Linked DNA regions of Homo sapiens: region 2 is linked to region 1. Evidence: chromatin loops called from intact Hi-C (ENCODE). Cell type or tissue: endothelial cell of umbilical vein. All regions are shown on one strand.

Region 1 (4,000 bases):
GTTGTTGCACTGTGGCTGCTGTGGATGGTGCTGCTGTGAGCTTGGCTGTGCAGGTTTTTGTGCAGACATGTTTTCTGTTCTCTTGAGCAGGTACCTGGGAGTGACTTGCTGGGCCCTGTGCTAATGCTGGTTAACCCTTTAGGTTCCTTGTTGCACTGGAACTATGCAGACTGTGAAGGCGGCCTGGGCTTCTGTCTGGCTCCAGCATCTGCAGCTGGCAGCCTTGGGCAAGTCCCAGCAGCTCAGATTCTGCCTTTGCTGTCAGTAGCACAGCAGGGGGCAAGCATGTGTGTGAATTTGCAGGGGGTCCTGTAATTCATAGCAGGCCCACTGGGGCTGCTCACCGAGCTCCATTCTCTCCCCCTGGCTGAGGCGGTCAGAGGGGATGAGACAGAGAGATGCATAAGGATCCACCCTCCCAGCCGACCTCCTGCTGCCCTGAAACCTGCTGCTGAATTTCTCTGGGCCCAGCCTGGGGCTTTGCACACCTGCCCACTAGCCCCTGACGACACCATCTCAACCCAAAGCTCCCTCCCCGGGCCTTGAGTTATCTGGGGAGGGGGGCGTCATAGAGCCCTCAACTCTCCCTCACACCCATGGCAGAGGCTGGGCCTGCCCTGGAGCCGATGAGGACCTTGCAAGGGGGTCTGCCACAGTCCTGGGGGGTTCCCTCCAAGGGAGGGACTGAGCCCCACCCATCCGTGACTCTGTCTTGACGTAGGCTCCTGCCCCAACCCCAGGTCACTGTCTCTTCTCCACGATTGCAAGTGACCTTAGCCCCGCTGCACCGTTGGAAGGGACGTCGGCCTGTGTGGGTGGCAGTTGGTATGTGGACTCAAGACCTGCGGCACCTCTCAAAGGCTCGCGTGGCCCCCGGACACCCCTGGTGGCCCTGCCCTGACCCCAGGCGTAACCTCACCTGGGCCCTCTGATTCAGCACCCACAGGGCCCCTGTGAAGCAGATGCTATCACCATTGCCCCTTCACAGATGAGGAAACTGAGGCACAGAGCAGGAAAGAAACTTTACCATGGTGACACTTGCGGCAATTCAGAGCCTGCTGTCACTCAGGGACCTCATCCGGCCTTCACTGCCCACAGCACTGCCCAGGGTCAGCACCAGTGCACCTTTGGGTGGGATGGGAAGCTGTGAAACCCAGAGAGGGACAGAAATGGGCCCAGGAAGCAGCCCAGGCCAGTCTGGGAGGTGGCTCTCCACCATCACCTTCTCTGATACTCAAGGTGAGGCTGTAGGGGTGGGTGGGAGTGGGGTCCCTGCATCTGGAGGGCAGGGTAGGATAAGCAGGGTCCCTACACCACCTTGTTCTTGCTCTGTGACCAGAAATGCTGCACATCCCTGAGAAACAGTTCTGTTCTCTATCAAATGGCAAAACCTATCATGGGAATGCTTGTTGTAAAGGCTACTAGTATTTACATATCAGGTATCAATAAGGATAATAAATTGTGAGCTTATTATTTGCTAGCCCTATGCTGAGTGTTTACTAATGATTGCTTCATTTAGCCTGAAATGTGAATTCAGATCAGATTTCAGAGCTGACATTCATAATTGCTACCTCCTCCCACAATAATCATTTAACAGCTGCCATTTACTGGGCTCTGGCTCTGGTAGGCTGCAGGCTGTGATTTCATGTGACTTCTTACTTGATCCTCATGACAACCCTCTGAGTAAGTACTGCTACCATAATCTCCACTTCACAGAAGAGGAAACTGCAGCTCAGCGAGGGTGAGTCACTTGCCCAAGGTCACACAGCTGGTCTGCAGCAGAGCTAGGATTTGAGTCGGGGTTGTGTGGCTGTAAGAGACATGCCTGTAGCCATTCTGCTCTGTGCTGCCTCCTAAAATGCCCAGCCTGTTGTCCTAAACTGGAAACAGCCCAGCTGTCCATCAGCAAGGGACTAGATCAATAGACTGCAGTATGTTCATGCAATGTGGTATCACCCAGTAATGAAAAGTCATGAACTATTTCTACATTTAACAGCATGGAGGCATCCCACAGATACTATGTTTTAAGAAAAGAAGCCAGATGTTTTAAAACACATATTGTGTGGTTCTGTTTATGTGATATTCAGGAATGGACAAAACTAACCAATGGTTAAATAAGTCAGAATGATGATTACTTGTGAAGTGAGTACACCCTTGGAGTGGGAATTCTGGAGGGACTAGAAATGATCCACCTATTGATCTAAGTGGTTGTGATTGTTCATTTTGTGGGCCAGCTAGGCTGGGCCACAGGATGCCAGATAGCCAGTGAGTGATTTCTCGGCGTGTCTATGAAGGTCTGGAGGAGACTGGCATTTGAATTCATGGGCTGAGTCAAGCAGATGGCCCTTCTCAGGGTGGGTGAACACCATCCAACCTATTGTGGGTCTGAATAGAACTAATAGATGGATGAAGGGTGAATTAACTCTGCCTGATGGCCTGAGCTGAGACATCAGTCTCTTTCTGTCAGCACTCATGGTTCTCAGGCCTTCAGATCTAGATTGGAATCAACACCATTGGTTCTCTGACTCTCAGGCCTTCAAACTACACCACTGGCTTTCCTGGGTCTCCAGCTTGCAGAGGGCAGCTTGTGGGACTTCTCAGCCTCCATAATCCTATGAACCAATAACTTACGGTAAATAAAGAAATACACACACATGCGCACACACACACACACGCACACACACACATATGCACACACGCACATCCACACACACAGGCACACACACACATCCATGCACACACACCACACACACACATCTCCTGTTGGTTCTATTTCTCTGGAAAACCCTGACTATTATAGCAGTGGTTATGTGGATGCACACATATGTATGAATCAATAGCCTGCTAAAACAAAGACATCTACATAATTCAGAGGATCTTAACAGAATGTAGAGTCTATATAATATGACATTAAGATTGTCTATGATACAATCCAAAATTATTTGACATACAAAGAAACAGGAACATGCAGCCCATTCTCAAAGGATAAAAAAATTAACAGATGAAAGCACCAAGATGACTCAGACATTGAAATTATCAGACAAAGAATTTAAAGCATCTACTACAACTCTACTCAATGAGATCAAGGAAATACATTTGAAATGAATAAGCAAATAAGAAATCCTGGCAGAGAAAGTATTAAAAGAGGATATTGGAATTTTAGAAATAACAAAGAAAATATTTGAAATGTTTAAAAATCACTGGATGGATCAATAGCAGAATGGAAATGAGAAAGGCAAAAGTCAGCAAACCCATAGATCAATAAAATGAGTCAATCAGAAGGACACAGAGGAAAAAAAGATTGAAGAAGGAAAGGAACAAAGAGCATCAGGAACCTGTGAAGCCATATCCAAAGCTCTTAAACATTATAACTAGTCCAGAAAGAGAGGAGAGTGAGATGGGAGCAGAAAAATCTTTGAAGACATGACTGAAAATCTTATATATTTAGTGTAAGACATAAGTTTACAGATTCAAGAAACTCAGAGAACCCCAAACAGGATAGAATCAAAGAAACCATGCATAGAGCAACTACATACACACAGGGAAATGCAGCCAAACAGCCAACAGATAAATTAATATGGAATACTATAAAATATTCAAATAATCCAAAAGCATGCAGAGAAAGGGGAATAAAGGAACCAAAAAAGAGAAAAGATCAGCATTAAATGTTAATGTTCTAAACACTCCAATGAAAAGGAAGAAATTGACAATATGGATTTTTAAAAGCAACACCCAATTATGTGCTGCCTACAAGAGATTTACTTTGAATACAAAAACACAAATAAGACAAAAGTAAATAAACTGAAAAGAATAAACACAAGATGCAAAGAATAAACACAAGATGTCAGGGTGGCTATAATGATATTAATTAATCAATATGAGACATTATTAATAATAATTACTCAATAAGATGTTAACTAATGTTAATAATTATGCATATTGATCAGTTAATTAATAATAATTACTTAATATTATATTATGAGCAATTATTTTTAATTAC
Region 2 (4,000 bases), 97 kb before region 1:
TAACTATTGTCATGGTTGGGGTCATTGCAAGGGGACAGGCTGGCTGGGATGGGGCTTGCAGACGTGGCTGGTCAGCACTTTGTTGGGCAGACCTGTGGTGGGCAGAGATGGGGCCTGGGAGGCTGCACTATGGTTGGGGGAGACCATCTGGGTGGTGGAGGCAGAGAGCAGGTGTGTGGACTTCCTCCCAGGGCCACCAGAGGGTTATTATCTGTAAAGCTGCCCCCCATCTTGTATGCCTGGGAAATAGGCTCTCCATACTCCTGGCTGAGCTGCCACAGTCAAGAAGGTTATAGAACTGACTTTTATTTAACGTGTTTCTTTCTTTCTTCTAAAAAAAAAAGATAAGAAGTGTCCTACAAAACCAACTTAATCTCTCCTTCCTTCTTTCCTTCCATTCAACCTCCCTCCCTTTTTCCCTTCCATCTTCCCTCTTTTCTTCCTTTCATCCATCCATCATCCATCCATCAATCCCTCCTTCTAATCATCCATCCATTCATCTTTCTCTTCTTCCCTCCTTCTATCTATCCATCCATCACTATCCATCTGTCTCTCCATCCATCCATCCATCCACCCATTTCTTCTTCCTTCCATCCATTCATCCATTCATCTGTGCATCCATCCATCCATGCATCCATCCATCCATCCATTGCTCCTTTCATCCTTCCATCTATCTGCCCATCCATCACCATCCATCCATCTTTTCTTCCATCCATCCAACCACCCATTTCTTCTTCCTTCCATCCACTCATCCATCCATTCATCCATCCATCCATGCATCCATGCATCCATCCATGCATCCATGCATCCATGCATCCATGCATCCATCCATCCATCCATCCATTGCTCCTTCCATCCTTCCATCTGCCCTTTTCTTCCCTCCTTTTTTCATTTGGTTCCTGACAACCCAGCTCTTTGCTGGGCTGTGAGCACTGCAACCCTGGGCTGTATGCAGCCAGCCTTTGGTTGAGAACACAAGCACCCTGCTCCATAGCAGAAACGCCCTTGGTGTTACGTGAAGGCTCCGTACCCTGTCATGAGCTGGGCCTGGCCTGGCAGCTGTTCTTTGGAGAGTAGGCCCCACCTATTCCGTTGCTGGCATCAGGAGGATCTCCCGGAGCCGGTGTCCTATTCCCCCAGAAGCAAGGTTGTGTGCATGGCCCCACCTGGCTGTGTTTGGAAGGCTGATGGAGGCCTCCCAGGGACACTTTCCCCCAAAATAATCCACAGTGACACTAGTTCCATACCAACCACTACCTCATTTCCTGACAAATTGTCCAGCCCCAAACAAAACTCGTCTTATCTAGTTCCATCTCGGAGCAGCCTGTCAACTCCAGGCATCAGCAGATCTTTCAGGAAATCACCTATTGTGGCTAAAATTCGCACTCCAAGGCGTGTGCGGAGCCGCAGGAAGCAACAGCCAGGATGCCTGGAGACTCGGTACACAAAGCAGGCCTTTGCCCTGCCGGGCTGAGGAGGCTCAACCCACAGGCACCGGCGAGGGGTTTCTTTCCAGGAGGAAGTTGCAAATGAGTAGCTTTTCCATCTTGAGTTTTCATCTCAAGCCCTGACTTCCACAGCAATCCTGTTGGGGCCCAAGGGGAAGTCCACCATCTGACTCCCAGCATGCCAGGAGGCCCACAGGGCTGGGGGAGCCCCCAGCACTAATTTGCCTTGATGGCATCCCAACCATTCCAGCGGAGGCTGACCCTGGAAGCCCCAAGGCTTGAAATCGCCTGCAGGGCTAGCCGGCCCCTCGGTCTGGGGAGCTAAGGAGAGGTGGGGCAGGCCACTGTGGACCACCCGTCCTGGTCCTCACCACAGAACCAGGCCCCTCGGAAGCTCCTCTGAGAGCAGAGATGGGGTGGGGACTTGCCACTTTCCACGGACAAGAGGTGGATGGGCCAGCTGCCAGCATCCCAGTGTCCTCACCTGCCCATCCAACCACAGCAGGACTAAGTGTGTCCGCCCTGAATCTTGGAGAGAAAGAAAATAAATAAATAAATAAGACAAAAAAAGGATCCCATCAGATGCCAAAAATGAAGATAACATGGGAGGAAGTTTATTTTGATGAGGAAATCCCTAAATGCTGTTGAAACTATGCTTGGAATGGCTAATTAGTGCTTGGGGGGCTTTGAAGGAAGCGCTATCTCACAGGGCGGCCACCCCCGCCAGGTTTCCCTGGCGCTTGTCGCTTATCTGCAGGAAACGGCTCGAGCTTCTGAATCCGCAGCAGCGCCCAGGGCTGGCCCATGACTCATGCCCGGGCAGCTGGACGAGCCTCCGTGGTGGGGACAGAGCAGCAGCTCAGGGGACAGCCATCCCCAGGCAGTGGACCCGGCCCGGTGGCTGGCTTGGGCAGACACAGCCTCCCAGGGCAGCAGGAAGAGAAGGTTCTGGTAGGTTCGCCTCAGCGCCCCCTGGGATGCACACCTGCTGCACCCAACACACCCGCTGGATCTGCTGTGACCCAGGCTCTAAACATGCAGGATTTATTCAGTGAAGGGGACAGGAGCCTCGAGGAAGTGAAAGCCAGATGGTGCCCCCAGGGCCCCGGTGACACTTGGCTGAGGCCTGAGCATAAGCGCGTGGCTGCTCGGAGCTTCCAGATGCTCCGTCCGCCTTGGAAACAGACGTTTTCCTGCAGGGCCCGTGGCAGAGCCCTGGACACAGGAAGAAAGGGCTATTTTTAGAGGCAAGGCTTCAGATGTAGGGCTCAGCTGACCCCATCCCATCCTGCCCTCTGACTCCCACAGGAAGAGTCATCGGAAACGCCTGACTTGGAGGCGTGCAGAATTCTGCCTAATTCCGCCTCCATTAGCATGCAGGGTTGGGGGTAGTTGGGCCGGGGTTGGGGGGATGCAGAAACTCATCCAACCCTGAACCGAGCCAGCCTGGAGCAGAGACCACACGATCCAATATGGTAATAACCTGGGATCGGCCATGCATTTGCCCAGACTTCAGCACACTGCCTTCGCTGCCACCCGTGGATACACAGCATGGTCCATTGTATTGGGAGCTTTGTGCTGGGCCAGGAGTATCACGTGACAGGCCCTGTCCTTTCCAAGAGCCACAAAGTTGAGTTTGGGCTAGCGAGAGTCCACTTCTCAATGTCTATAGTGACACGGGGCTCAGAGGTGTGGCCCAAGCCTCTCAGAGCCCAACAAATGGGTAACAGAGCTTGCCCAGCCCTTGTCCTCCCGGGCTCCGCTGCAGTCCCCATGCTGCCTGGTCCCCTAGGGGCCCAACAGAACCTTCTGGAAAGGTGTGGCCGGCATTGGCCCCCACACCTGAGTGCATTCTGGCTGCTGTATAACGCTGCATTTTTGGCTGCAATCCTTCCAAAAAAGACGCAGACCCACATTCTCCCTACTCTCTAGCCTCCCACACGTTCCACATCTTCAGTCTACTCCCACACCTGGGAAGTCAGGGGCAAAAGACATGGGCTGAGATGGGGGTGAAAACCACAAGGGTTGGGGGAAGATAAGGAAGAACTTTCTTCACTTCCCCACCTTCTGGTTCTAAGTTTAGAATTTTCACTTTTCACTCACAATGATTGTCCTTTTGCTAATGGAAGATCCTCTGTGGATCCAGCAGAAGTCCTGCCTCCCCCACCCAAATTTCCTCTGTAAAAGAGAAATCTCTTCACACCCATGGAGGGGCCTTGCTTTTATCATGTTCTTCCATTTTGAACTACGAGCTGCTTTTTTCATGATTCTATCTCTTGGGGCACTGAGGAGCTGTTTGGCCATTTCCGCAGGGCACAGAGAACACAGGACGGTTTTGCAAAACTGCAGATGATGCTCTGTGGGAGGCTAAGGAGGGGGAGCCTCTCTAGACCTAAGCTGGGGTGCCTTCTGTTTTTAAAAATAATAGAGATGGTGGGGGTCTCATTATGTTGCCCAGGCTGGTCTTAAACTCCTGGTCTCAAGTGATCCTCCTGCCTCCGAAAGTGCTGGGATTACAGGCATGAGCCACCGCATTCAGCCATCAGCTGAGG

What was found. Peaks named below come from ENCODE experiments on the same cell type or tissue, not always from the same donor. Only the 100,000 strongest peaks of a DNase experiment are listed, where the experiment ranks them.
Region 2: it touches region 1 in a loop (10-fold over the local background); 3 of 110 quality-filtered maps call a loop at or near these places.

Annotation. Positions count from the first base shown.
Region 1 is chr11:69,350,645-69,354,644 of GRCh38, reverse strand. The region is part of intron 2 of LOC105369370 (a long non-coding RNA gene); the gene reads right to left. Among named protein-coding and RNA genes, the nearest start is that of MYEOV, 58 kb to the right of the region's middle. In endothelial cell of umbilical vein, no CTCF peak of the experiment used is centred here; DNase peaks (open chromatin) are centred at 1,714 and 2,964; H3K27ac peaks cover 3,558 bases.
Region 2 is chr11:69,448,127-69,452,126 of GRCh38, reverse strand. LOC124902703 (a long non-coding RNA gene) reads right to left here. Exons shown (of 2, transcript XR_007062759.1): 2 at 2,041-4,000. Among named protein-coding and RNA genes, the nearest start is that of LINC02952, 5.2 kb to the right of the region's middle. RefSeq lists a cis regulatory region at 2,195-2,212 and an enhancer at 2,132-2,276. In endothelial cell of umbilical vein, no CTCF peak of the experiment used is centred here; DNase peaks (open chromatin) are centred at 1,526, 2,236 and 2,586; H3K27ac peaks cover 2,980 bases.